Linked DNA regions of Homo sapiens: region 1 is linked to region 2. A link is a contact called in ENCODE Hi-C or POLR2A ChIA-PET data. All regions are on one chromosome and are shown on one strand. Each heading gives the region's core, a stretch centred on a gene start or an enhancer-like site at or near the end of the contact. The rest is flanking DNA. Distances are from core to core; before and after follow the strand shown.

Region 1 (7,172 bases), core at 4,226-6,725, 64 kb before region 2:
CTTCTCCTGATTCCAATCTCCCTTTACTGCCCCCTATTGCCAGAATCTATCTATTAGGAGCAACTAGCAAAGGAAAAACATGATTTACAGAGACTCTTTTAGCGTCCCAGAGCAGGGTATTGGAGGTTTGGGAGCTGGGAGACAGTAGCTTACTACATCACACAGGTATGTAGGACATTTTTGGATTACCAGAGGATGTACCAGTCACCCATAAGGATGTTTGGTATCAGGAAGAGGATGATTTAATATGAAGTCTACAGGTCATATATGTATGCCTAGAGCTGGCAGGTGAGTCACTGGGACTTGAGATCCTAGGCCTTCTCTCGTTTGCATAGTCATCTTGCTTGGGGCAGAGAGAGTGGGGTTGGTGTGGGAAGAAGATTGCAGCATGCAGGGTTGTGGGTGGTGATCCCAGTGTCCCTTGTCCAGCCATGCAGGTACTAGAAGCTTCAGAGCAGTTGGGCTGAGGCTACGGTCAGGGATTAGGTGGGGAGGTACCTGGCAGAATATCTGAAGGACCACACCAGCATTTTCTTGTAGAGCAGTCAATGTATTGGTTTAGACAAACATTTGCACCCACTTAAGGCCCCAGTTTCTGGAATTATAAGGAGTGGAAAGAATCTTGATTATAAAAATCTACAGATTAATGTGCTCATCGAATAATTATAGAACATCTAGTATATACTACCCATTGTGCTGGGACCAGGGAATGTGAAGATGAATCAGGTAAAGATGAATCTGCCTTCAGAGGAGCTCAAACATTAACAGAAAATTATAGTCACTTTATTTCTGGCAGAATGGGAACAGAGTTGAGGGAGAGGCAACTTACTAGGGCACATTAGGGACAGCTTCACCCAGGAGCATGAACTGAGTCCTGCTATCAGGAGGGATGTTCAGTAGATGGCAAGGGTCGGGGGACAAAGGGCCATGGAATGATGAAGCAACGTGAACACAGCCCAGAGGTGTAGCATAGATTGGTGCCTTTGAGAAAGTGGGAGGGACAGCAGGTAGAAGGTCAGGGTCTCCACTGAGGCAGCAGCTTCACCTGCCTTCTCTTTCCAAACATTCTATCAGCAGCCTGACCGGTTTGAATTTCACCTTCTGTTCACCTTGGATGAGAGCAGTAATCATCACGATCCCAGGGAACAGCCAAAGGAAGAGAAAAGGCAAAAGATTTGGACAAGACTCATGAAGACTAACAGCTCTTGGATAATTGAGAGAAGGCAGCTGCGTGAACAGTTTTGATGCAATCATGAAGGCAGGGCCCAGTGCCTGTGGCATCTGCCTTTTTCTGGAACCAATCCATATTTCCTTGTGGTTTTCTAAGGTGCAGAGAGGGCACATTGGGAACTTTGCTTGGGGTCTTTTTCACATCTTAGAGGGAAGGTCCCTCAACATCTGCATTGGCGGAGTGTGATCCTCATGTCCCTCTGAATGATCTGGACTTGAGGTAACCAGCCCCTTCCAGGAAGCTGTCCCATGAGTGAAGCCTCAGCAGCAGCCTCTGTCAGTCCCTCCCCCACAGAACCTTTGGCTTCCATTTGACCAGCCTTGACATCCAGTGTCCAAACACCGATAAAATTGATTCCACTAAGCGTGGGAAAGTCCTGGAGCATCGATTGTTTCCTCCTCTGCACCCCCGATACCCTGGCATTAGCACTCTCCCAGAATGTACCTTGCTTGTTTGATTGGAGGAGGTCAAAGCCCTGATGAAGAATGAGTGGAATTCCACAGGATTGGAGCAGTCTTGATAAATGACAGCAGGGGATGGTGTGGGGAGGGGAAAGGATCAGAGGAAGTGTGGATAAATGAATGGCTTAAAAAATAATCCACCTTTGCCTCCCCCTTTTCTACCAGTCTGTCTAGTGCTTCAGGGTGAAAAAAAAAAAAAAAAGCTTGCCTTTCTAAACATTTGGAGTTTCAGAAATGATCTATAGAGCATGTTTAGTTTTTCAAGTTAAAAATATTAAAAGAAAAAAAATGTTTGAGGGCTTTACTGCTTTCCCGCAAAGAGCTAGAGCCACCCAAGCAGGATTGACTGTCATTGGTTTGAGGTTTCTGTTTGCTTTGAGGCTATTTTTTCCTTAGTGCTATAAACTAGATCAGTCCATTTTTAGCTGATAACCCTTTCCAATTTCGCTGTGAAATGAGGGGCTGGTTGGGTGGTTTTTTTTTATGTTCTTTCCAGCGTTGACTTTTATGGTCTTTGATTCCAAGGTACCTCGTCGACTCTGAAGACGAGAGATGGGTAGGTTCTAACTCCAGATGAGCCACTGCAAGATGGTACCAGGATGAGATAGAGAGTCTCTGTACTATCTTTTATATGTTCTCAAACCCAGCCAGGGATCAGAGTGACAATATAACATGGGGAATCATAGAGATGTTTATGGTAATTCTGCTATGAGTCAACTGAGATGTCCCTTATGGAGATAACTTCCCATACTATAGGCAGTTGGACAAAGATGTAAATGCCTTGTTTACAAATGCTACCCAGATCTCCTAATTAGGACCACACATGCGGAGAACCCAACAGCTTTTGGACTTATCGGCCAATGGTCTTCTTGGGAAGGTCTCTCCTAGTCATGGGAATTGTCTTTTTATTGTTCAAGCTTTTGCATAGACCTGGAAGAGGCATCCATTGCTGTTACCCCTGAGTTTATAATCATGCTGCAAGTCCAGTGGGGAACTTTGGCACAAAGCATTGAATGAGATGGGACTGCACTTATGTAGCCTGCATTTCTTGAGAATAAAGATTTCTGTTCATTTAGTGCAGTGGTTATCATCTGGGGGAAAACCAGTGAGTAGAGGCCAGGGATGCCACTAAAATCCCTACACTGTGCAGGAAAGCTGTCAGCCCTTTGTCCCACAAGAGATTAACTGGTTCCAAAAGTCAGTAGTGCTGTGGTTGAGAAACCCTGTTTACCACCTGTAGGTTCCAGAGAGCTCGGATGGTGGTGGTCATTGTGCTAAGTTTCAAATTCAGTATTTAGGTTTGGTTTTTAGCTTATAGGCAACAAATTGGCTGACTATGGGGTGAAAAGGAAGCACCTCCTTTATCAAGATTGGCTTCAAAAGATGTCTGCCTCCCCTTCTGGTGGGTCCTGTGTCCATTCACAGTGTGAGAAATGGAAAGGAGGTCACTAAGAGACTTGCAATGGATGTAATAACTGGATGCAGAAACTCTGGATCTGAAGGGAATGTTCATGACTATTTCATCCCTCCTGCTGCCTTGGAGAACCAAACGCAGGAGCCACCCAAGGTGAGACTGGGGATTATGCAGTTTTCAACGTTGCTTCCCATGGACTACTTCTCCTTCCATCATTTGCAGATTTTTTGGTGTCTTTTTTCTTCTGGAGACTCTCCCCTTTTCTCTGAGCAGTGTTCTGGCTATTTCAGATCTCTGCATCTATGGAGGAACACATGCTAGTTTGTTGTTGTGTGGCCAAATGCCAGCAAGTCATTGCATTGTGTTACCACTAGCAACTCTATTAGCCTTTTTAAGTGAGGTTCTTGAAAAAAAATAATGCGTAGCTCAATTTTCCAATGGTGAAACCGTAGGTATCATAATACTTTAAGGAAGAAAACACTTTTGGTTGCAGGTCTCTTTTACTGCTTTTCAAATGGTTGTGTGTAAGCAATCATTTACTCTTAATATCTACCTTATCCATGGTAATATTCCAAGCAAGATATTGTATACTCTTCCTTGGAAACACCCTTGAGTATTTAACAAGATAGAGTCCTCTAGATAACATAGCCCTACTTGCCTAAATCTAAACTCTTGAATATAATGAAAAGTCTCCCATCTGGACCATCTTGGAATAGTCATGGTTTATAGCTGTTAAACTCCAAATCAGTTACGTCTCTTGGCATTAAATACGATTTGCCTTCCAGTTTGTCTCATTAGCACTTTTCAGCCCTCTCTGACTTAGAGTCCCAGGCCGTTGATGAGGGCACAGGTGGGCCGTAGGGTTAAGCAGAAGGAAGGAAGCCACCCCCTGCCTGCCATGCTCAGTGATGGACCACTGGGTCCTACCCAATCTATTTTCATCTCCCAAGGCCTTTTATGACCTTGCTTTAGAGAAAGAAAACCGCCCTTCAAAGGCCTCGCTCTGTCAATTTCCCCCACCATATGTTCTTATTAAAATGTTTATGACACTCTTTATCTTAGGCTTATTATCTTAGGATTGGTATTGATTAATAAAACATGCTACAAACTAAAACTTACTATTTAGATTTTAAAAAGTGGGAATAACAATAACACATATATGATTTTAATCATTTTCTAAGCAAATGTTTCTAGATGCAAAGTAGTCTCAATAGCAATGGAGAACACTATCAGGGCATATTATTTTCAAACTAGAAACACATTGAATATATATTTGTTTGGGTCATATGCCTCATGATTTTTTTTTATGAGACTAGATAAAGTATATTGCAAGGCCGATAGCAGCAGAGCATTTATTGACATATTTTAGGTGTTTTCCTATTGACTGTAGTTTGTCTTTGTTTGACAAATATAGCCCTGTCAATTCCTTTGATGATGGTGTTTTCGCAAAGTACTGTATGTTCAGATATTAGCATTAACAGCATATGGTAAATAAGCTGTTTATATTAAAGATTTTCATTGTCTTATTATAAAAGTAGTTATGCTCATTGTAAAATTTTGGAAAGCATAGAAAAGAGTAAGGAAGAAAATAAATATAATTCATGATCCCACCACCCATTTATAACCGTAATTTTTTAATAAACATGTGGATACATTAAGATACAGCTATACTGCATACATACACACATATAAACAAGTAAAATATATAATTATTTTGGTAACTCTATTGCATAACCAATTTTATATACTTCTACTACCATTTTACTATGAACATTGCCTATCAGGACAGAATTCTTTATAAACAGTTTTAAAGGCTCTGTGGTAAAACATTATGAGGGTGCAGCATAATGCTTACTCACTCTTAGCAGTATACAAGAAGGCTGTTTTCAATTTTTCACTATGATTAACGATGCCATAATAAGCAGCATTGTCTCAATCTCATAGATTTTGTGAGAGGTAAATGAGATGGTTCATGTGAAGTTCCTAATATAATAGTGATAGATGTTCAAAATGCCTTCCTCTCCAGCTTTCTTCCTCTCCCTCCACCTATGTTTCTCCTTTTCTACCTTTAATGCATTTTTTTTTCCTTAAAAATAAGACCCTAGAATTATAGCTACTTGGTGAACGTATATACACTTTTTTTTAAATTTGTAGTAATTTTTACTTCCCCATCAAATGCAGTTATGTGCATCTAGTTCTTGATTGGCTTGAGATGCCTTGTTAACCTCTGTCCCAGTCTCAATCCCATGTTAAAATATAGAAAGGTGGGAATGAAGGTGTGCTCTGAAGTCAGTTATCACGGGTAGGAGGGTCTGTGAGTACATTTCCAAGTCCTTGCTGTCTTCCAGTCTTATCTAGCTGAAACCATCAGCCCATTTGGTTCCTGGGCGTACCCAGATAGAATGGTGATGCTTTAAGAGTTCCATCTGCACTAGGCATCTAGAATTTGATTTGTTGTGGAAGGTAAGATCCAAACACCTTCTTGTCCACAAAACCCATTGAATTGTGCCATATTTATTCCATTCATAAGATTGGATCCTTTCTCCCATTTCTGATTTATATATACTTTACCTCCTTCTTGCAATTGTAATCCTGTCCTACACACTAGTCTGTTTGGCTGGGCTTCAAGCTTCTGTCTGGTTCCTGCCGACTCCTTACCCCTGGGGAAATGCAGTCTGTTTCCAACTGGACAGGCCATGTGGAAGCATATTGCTACCACTCTGCCAGGTGTACTTAGAAGTTTTTGCTCTCCTCTTTCACCTTCAAGAACTAACTAATTTCTTTGAGCACTTATAGAATTCCAGATCAAGGCTAAATTTCCCATTCCTCTTAGGTGTGTAGACCATCTCTCTTCTCAAAGCACTGACCCTGGGGCTGATCAGACAATCAGTTTTGAGCTCATCCGTCCCAGAATCCTTCCTTCTTCATGGCATTGGCAAATGCCACCAACTTCTCAGCCTGCTCAGGGTCAAGCCAGCTCATGAAAGGACACCCTCTGGTGTGCTTTCTGGCTGTTTCAGGACCACAAGAAGAAGCAGCAGCTCGCAAGAAACATGTTGCTAAATAGACCTGGCTTCTATGGGAATCCCGGAGTTAAGCATTCCCACCCCTTTGGGCCACCTTTCACATTTGATTGATTTTTTTTCGATTGGTTGTTTGCCTGACCTGATCAGAGAGTTTGGACAGGAGTTTCTGTTGACACTTTATTTCACTTTGGGTAAAGTTTAAACATGACTTATCACAACCCTGACACATCTGGAAGGCCATATTTTGCCCCCCTCCTGTTGTCTACCTCTTTCAATGATGAGAATATAGGGCATAAAGGCCTTTTTTGTACACGAGGAGAAAGTTCATTGCCTTGGGTCCTTTTAGAGGTAAGTCTTAGGCCGTCTAGGTTATAATCACTGCTAGATGATCCTTCTCTTTTTTCCCATTGTTAAAAACCTTCATACTTACTTTATTTCCCACAGGTGAAAACCATCCATTTCTTGGAGAAGTGCCACGGTGGGGTTGCAAGTCCCAGGATCAAGTTTTCGATGTGTCTCTTTTTCCCGTAAAGTGGCTGAAATCTGAAGCTGAATCTGCAAGTGTCATGGAGTCATTGAATCTCACAGTCTCAACTGATAAAAGTTATTAAAGGTCGTCTGGTTCAGCCTTCTACTTGATGTGGAAATCCTTTCTACAGTAACTCTGTGTGGGAATCACAGTTCACTTAGGGGCTTAGTCTCATAGTCAAAATGTCTTCTTCCTAAGTGGGAAATTACTTCCAGCTTCTATTCATTCAGTAGTTGTTTAATACTATCTCTCTCTCTCTCTATATATATATGTATTATATATATATATATATATAAAATATATAATGTGTATATATATCTATATATGGATATGTATACGTATATATACATATATAGAGAGAGAGAAAGAGAGAGAGAGAGTATATCTCCATCTAAAAGCAGAAGCATAAAACATTATACCTTTAACACCAAGATCCAGTTAGGTGTGAGCCCCACAGGCATGCTGCTGGGCCCATGGGACCTTAAGTTTAGTAAATTCCAGAATTTGCCTT
Region 2 (6,772 bases), core at 844-3,343:
GGTGAGTGTTTGAATAACCAAGGGACAGGAATCTTGGGATGAAGAAAAGGATCTTTACAATCCTTTGTACTGCACCATCCTACAGGGTGTATTAAGCCATTATCAGTCACTAACACCTTTGTGGAATTAGCCTAATGGGTGGATTTCCGGTATTACTACCAGCTAAAAGGAGTATGATGATTTTTTTTTAAATTGCTACATGAGAAATTACATGGGAGATTAATTACTTCAGTGTTTGAGATGGTCAGGGGTTAGAAATTTTTGGCAAGAGCACATGAGGGCAGTGGGGTTCTAAGCTAGGTAGCATAGAGGGAGAAGTTTTCCATAGAGAAAAACAAAATGAGAGACTTTTTCCAAAGGGAAAAACAGTCATTACTTAACATTGGTCTGATATGTTTGAGGTTGAGAAGTACCTCCTGATTTATAAATAATAAAATGCTATTGAAACATACATTGTCTTCATTTGAAGTATAGCTTTTAAAATAGCTTTTAAAAAGTATAGCTTTTTAAATAAAAATTCAGTTTAAGAAAAAACTGAATTTCTTAAACATTTGAGAAAATATTTGAAAACAATTTGCATGAGCTGGGTATAGAAGAAATCCTTTTCTTCTCCCTTTTCCCTTTCTTAGTTTTAAAAGTTGAATTCAATTACAATTTAATCCTAGCCACATGAAATGTACTCTTTGTAGTATTGTGCAAGTAGCTTTATAGATACAGATAATGTTAGCATATAATATCTGCTGCTTCAAAATATCTGCAGGAGCAAAAATTTACTGCCTTCTTTGATGATATAACATACATAAAACATGCATAAAGATATACTTTATGTATATTTCTATTTGTCCATATTTCTACCTACAGAGACATATTTCTGTCTCTCTCTCTCTCTCTCTATCTCTCTCTCTCTCTCTCTCTCTCTCTATATATATATATATATATATATATATATATATATATATATATGTCAAAGTCTATATAATATATGCCATGTTATTATATGGACATAAATACAAGACTTTGCATTCTTGAACAAAAGCAATTGCAATATTACATAAGTATTGCACAAGTAACTGCAATATTACAAGTTTTATTTTCACTCAGATTCCATTATTACATGACTCTTTTCTTAATTCCCCTTGGAATGGATGTAGGTCTCATCCAAATACCCAAACAGAATCACTTCCTAATTGCAAGTCCTTTCTATGGCAATGGAAAATATATTCTTCTTACATGTTTGTTTTGTGGTCATCAAGGTTTCCCATCCACGGTCTTTCTGTGAATTCCCTTTGGGCTTAGTTTGGCCCAAAGGAGTGTTTGCAGGAGTGACTGGAAGACAGGCTCACTTTTGATAAAGGCATATCATTTCATCAGATTTGACACATTCAGAATCCTACCCACCCTCAGTACCTGGGGTTTTTCAAATCATATATTAATCTGTGTCAAGTTGACTATTGTCCGGTATTTTCAGGCCCTTGACTGGAAGTAACAGGGCTGAGAGAGAAAAGAAATCATATCCTGTCAATAAGCGCTGAAAATATTTAGTGTGGCAAGCTCTGTGTTTTCTTTCTTATGAAAAGCTGATTAATATTCAGTGGTTGAAGGTTAATACTCCATTCATTTTATTCACTTTACATCCTGCACACAGCAGTGACTGTTCCAATTTCAACCCCTAATTCATACAAATCTGGTTCCAATCAGGAGATTAGTAACTTACTGCCTAAGCAGAAACAAATCACACAATTGCTAAGCTTATCTTTCTACCCATGCACAGACACGTACATGTGCTTGAAATGGACTCATTCATGGGCAGATGCAGATTCATACAGACAGCAAAGCTTCATCAATGTGGATATAGCTAGGAAATTTCATTTGCTGGCACAACATGTGATAGGGACAGATACATGAAACTGACACGAAGAAGGCATTGTCTACATATATTCAGATGTGCCCAAGTCTCGAAACTGATTCAATAATTGTGCCCCTATTATGTCTTCTATATCACAAATATTTCTGTACTGAATCATATTTTAAACATATTAGGATGAGTCATTAAAAGACTCCCTACACTTTGTTCTTTCGCAGACTATGGCTTTATTCTGTGAGTTAACTACCACGGCTCAGTATGTTTGTTTACAAATTCATTTTTATGTTCAAAGGGTTTCCATACAATTGGACACCACTTTTTTTAAGGAGGTGAAATTGCAGCAGGATGAACCTGACAGTAATAATAAGCGAAGTTTTTCTGATTATATACGTAAAACTTCAACACAAGTCACCAAGGTAGGAAGAGAATTCACATTTCCTGAATATTTTTTGAAATCATATCTCATTTGTCTGGAAAGGATTAAGATCAGCCCTGCAGAGGTCTGCTCTGAGGCTCCTTGTTTAGCGAGTCTGTGATTTAGGGATATCTGTCCATAGTCATTCTGCAGGAAAGATGAGGGTAGGTGAGCATCTGCACTCAGGGTAGGAGGGAAGGTAGGGTAGGTATGTGAAGCAGTTTGCTCTTTAGATGATGGCACACAGAAGCTGACCTAAAGAACAAATCATCACAGCGACTGGCCATCAGATGGCGAGAATAATGGTGATTGTTTTGTTGTTTTTAAATATTGTGTATATTTTTGCTCAACACATATGTTATGCTGCTACAAAACGGACACAGTGAGACTAAAAATATGTCTCAGTGTTTCATACTACCAGTGCTTTATTTAGGGGACTTGATTTTGATTCCTTACTGAAAAGGATGTTTTCCAAAGCCTTGGAGAGATGGGAATGAACGCGATGCTAATACAGCTTTTTTGAAAGCCTAAAATCGATTCATCACCTAGAGACCTCTAGGGTTTCATCCTCCTTTCCTTTCCTTTTTGACTCCTATATTACAGAAAAAGGCAAAGTGCCAGATTTAGAGCTTACAAAACAAATACAAAAGCAAAAAACCCACAAAAATCACCACCACCATCACCACTGAACAACCGTGTCTTAGAATCATATCTCTTTCACTTGCTGGTTAAATGGCCTTGACTTCTCTGAGCCTCTTACTCTAGATGGAAGATGAAACAATGCAAACATGATGCTTAGAACATCACAGGACCTCAATGGTGGCCATTAATTACAGGTTTGATGTGAGGACTATGAATTCATATTTGTGAAAATATTTGGAAATCTATGCATTGTTAAATTATGCATCGTTACTATTTCTTGGTGTAATTATATATACATTTTTTAACCTTTAAGTTCAGGGGTGCAAGTGCAGGCTTGTTTCATGGATGAATTTGACACATGGGGGTTTGTGGTACAAATTATTTTATGACCAAGGTATTAAGCCTTGTACCCTTTGGTCATCTTTCCTGATCCTCTCCCTCCTCCCACTCTCCACCCTCCAAAAGGCTCCAGTGAGTTTTATTCTTCTGTGTCCATGTGTTCTCATCATTTAGCTCCCACTTATAAATGAGAACACGCAGCATTTGGTTTTCTGTTCCTGTGTTAGTTTGCTAAGGATAACGACCTCCAGTTCTATCCATGTCCCTGCAAAGGGCATGATCTCATTCGTTTTTATGGCTGTGCTGTATTCCATTGTGTATACATACCACTGTTTCTTTATCCAGTCTGTCTTTGGTGGGCATTTATGTTGATTCCATGTCTTTGCTATTGTGAATAGTGATGTCTTTATAACAGAATGATTTATATTCCTTTGGGTATATACCCAGTAATGGGATTGCTGGGTCAAATGCTGGTTCAATTTTTGTCTTTAGGTCTTTGAGGAATCACCACACTGTCTTCCATAATGGTTGAACTAATTTACACTCCTACCAACAGTGGATAAGCATTCCTGTTTCTCCATAACCTTGCCAGCATCAGTTATTTTTTGACTTTTTAATAATAGTCATTCAGACCAGTATTAGATGGTATCTCATTGTGGTTTTGATTTGCATTTCTCTAATGTTCAGTGATATTGAGCTTTTTTCATATGATTGTTTGCCACGTGTATATCTTCTTTTGAAAAGAGTCTGTTTATGTCCTTGGTGCAATTATATTTCAAATAGGTGAATTTTTACCTGTCTGTGTCTACCTACTTGATATGGTTTGACTATGTCCCCACCCAAATCTCATTTTGAATTATAGTTCCCATAATCCCCAAGTGTTGTGGGAGGGACTCCATGGGAGGTGACTAGATCATGGGGGCTGTTCTCATGATAGTGAGTTCTCATGAGAACTGATGGTTTTATAAGAGGCATTTCCCCCCTTCACTCTGCACTTCTCTGTGCTGCTGCCATGTGAAGGATGTGTTTGCTTCCCCTTCTGCCAGATTGTAAGTTTCCTGAGGCCTCCCCAGCCCTGCAGAACTGCAAGTCAATTAAACTTCTTTCCTTTATAAATTACCCAGTCTCGGGTATTGCTTCATAGCAGTGTGAGAATGGACTAATACACTACTCTCCCCAACCAAGCTTCAGCCCTAGCCTACCACCTGCTGTATTCTCTTTGAATTGGAGGAAACACCATCACCTTCATTTTTAGGTAAATCTTAAGCATCTTATAGCTACTGCTAAAGGCCTGGGTCAGCAAGCGCCTGAGGAGCCGGGGAAGTTTCTATCAGCAGGAATTGCAGTTCTGATGAAATTCATAACATGCCTGTCATACAGTGCTTGAGAATATGGAGGCCCAGATCTCAGATTAATACCCAGAAAGCCACATTTTATTCATGAATGCCAAGTCACACTAACCTGGGGAAGTCCTTGGAGTCTTAACTGGGACTTTCCTGACCGCTTTCTGACCTGCACCATCTTTTTTTTTTAACTGTGGTACAATATACACACCATAAATTTATCATCTTAACAATTTTTAAGTGTAGAATTTAATGGAATTAAGTACATTTACATTGTTGTGCAACCATCACGACTATTCATCTCCAGAATGCTTTTCATCTTATAAAACTGAAATTCTGTACTCACTAAACACTAATTACCTATCTCTCTTCCCTCAGCCCCTGGCAGCCACCACTCTAGTTTCTATCTCTATAGATTTGTCTACTCTCAGTATCTCATATAAGTGGAATCATATACTATTTCTCCTTTCGTGACTTATTTCATTTAGCATCATGTTCGCAAGATTCATCCTTGAGACATGCGTCACCCCTTTTTGTGTGAGGAGGAAGCGGCAGCTACACCCCTAGAAGCATTTAGGGGGTGTCGAGGAACCAACACATTGAGTCTCCGTGAGGTCATTGGGTACTGACAACAATCCAAGGTGAGATATCAATGCTAGCCTTACTTGTAACTGGTGATGATAAACCACGATCAGCAGCTCTTGACATTCCAGGGGTTCTGAAAAGAATTCTAGGAGAGAAGGACTCCCAGCAGAAAAGCACTGGGAGGCAGCTCTTACGTGCAGGCAGTCACTACATGGAAACTTGTGGTAGGGTTTCTCACTGCAGGGGAAGGCTCACTATAGCAGCACTTTCTCTCTCTATTTCACAGATGCCATCAGGAGGGATCTTTGGCTTGGGGAAACACTGTTTTCTCTTCCTGCCTTTGGGTGACTGTACAAACTTAAAAAAAAAAAAAAGAAAAAAAAAAAAAGAAACCCTCCAGCTTCAGCACAGCTCCACACAGGGTGTCTAGCCAAAATGCAAAGTTTTACCACAGTGCACAGGCAGACAGTGTTTTTCAAGTGCGGGAACAGAGTGAGGTGCCTTTCAGCACCTTTTTCGGCACTTCTTTAAAAAATGATTTAAATTGGAGGCAATAGCACCAAATGCTGAACATCTGACACGCAGACAAGACTTAATGAATCATACACTTTAACAACATCACTCTTCTCTAGCCACTTGACTTGGCGTCCATGGTTGTTGGTTTTTTCTCCCCCACAAAAACATTTGTTCTGCAGACTATTTGCTAGTTAGAGTGTCCTGGGCAACTCTTCATATTCATGGCAGGGAGAACTGGCCCAGGAAAACCTGCAGACCTGAGTTCCTCTTAGAGTCTTCTCTTTCTCTCTGGATCTGAATTTCAGAGAGAAAGGACAGCAGTGCTCCTTAGAGACTGGACTTAGAACCACCTTTAGTCTATCCCCAGCTTAATCTCTTGCAGAATATTCAAGTTGCACAACCAAATGTTTTCAACCCTACAACATCCAGCATGATCATGACTGATTTGAATCAAAATACTAAAAAGCACGTCATTTTGTAGGTAGAAGAATTCTAATTCAGAGGAAAAGACAGTAATTCTGAGTATTGCGTTGGAGTGAATCATTATCCTTGGTGTCATAAATTAAACCTCACTTGGCAGGGGATGGTAGTATAGCTCATAGCTTGCTGATAATTGCCAAGGGCACAGGCAGAGTGGACAGAGGCTGCCCAGCTTTGACAAGGATTGTGCATCAGTGTCTCACCTGCCTTTCTGATGGGTAACTGTCTGATCATTAGTCTGCTGGCACTCAGCACCATGGGCAGGGAGGATGATGAGGCCATTCCTTCTGTGACGGCAATGCATGCAAACAATTTAATCTTCCACTCCAATTCTTAATGTAAATGTTTAATATAAACCTGATGTTAACATGATGTACATGAATTTACTGGCAGGCAAAGCTGGGATTTACATTATGCTGAAAATCAGATGTTCTTTACAGCCGGGGTTGGGAAAGCCCTTAGAGATGGCAAAGATTTCTTTTTCGGTGGCAGGTGTACCATGCCCATGGCATCATGGGGGACCAGCCACTCACCAATGCTGACCCTGTGACTAGCAGGTAGAATTTAGCTAATGTCAAAAGAGTACAA

The links. A loop is a pair of places that touch in the nucleus more often than their neighbours do. ChIA-PET counts read pairs that join two places held with the same protein, here RNA polymerase II (POLR2A). Pooled maps may share reads with other maps.
Region 1: a loop to region 2 is called in a map with no recorded cell type, with 6 times the contacts of the local background. The contact joins the promoter of LINC02097 here to the enhancer-like site in region 2. A Hi-C loop is called at or near these places in 1 of 37 single-sample maps with no recorded cell type and 2 of 50 pooled maps. POLR2A ChIA-PET finds 5 or more read pairs at or near these places in 1 of 52 experiments (Panc1).

What each region holds. Positions count from the first base shown.
Region 1 is chr17:72,070,636-72,077,807 of GRCh38, reverse strand. It overlaps LINC02097 (long intergenic non-protein coding RNA 2097), which reads right to left and starts at 5,475. Exons shown (of 6, transcript NR_110827.1): 1 at 4,966-5,475; 2 at 499-595. It overlaps SOX9-AS1 (SOX9 antisense RNA 1), which reads left to right. Exons shown (of 7, transcript NR_103738.1): 6 at 1,075-3,259; 7 at 6,577-6,766.
Region 2 is chr17:72,003,657-72,010,428 of GRCh38, reverse strand. No RefSeq gene overlaps it. Among named protein-coding and RNA genes, the nearest start is that of ROCR, 19 kb to the left of the region's middle. RefSeq lists enhancers at 4,114-4,183, 4,704-4,853, 5,044-5,383, 5,784-5,863 and a silencer at 5,504-5,573. Within about 2 kb of position 2,093, at least 2 of the 41 ENCODE cell types and tissues checked have a DNase peak (open chromatin) inside an H3K27ac peak, as active enhancers do.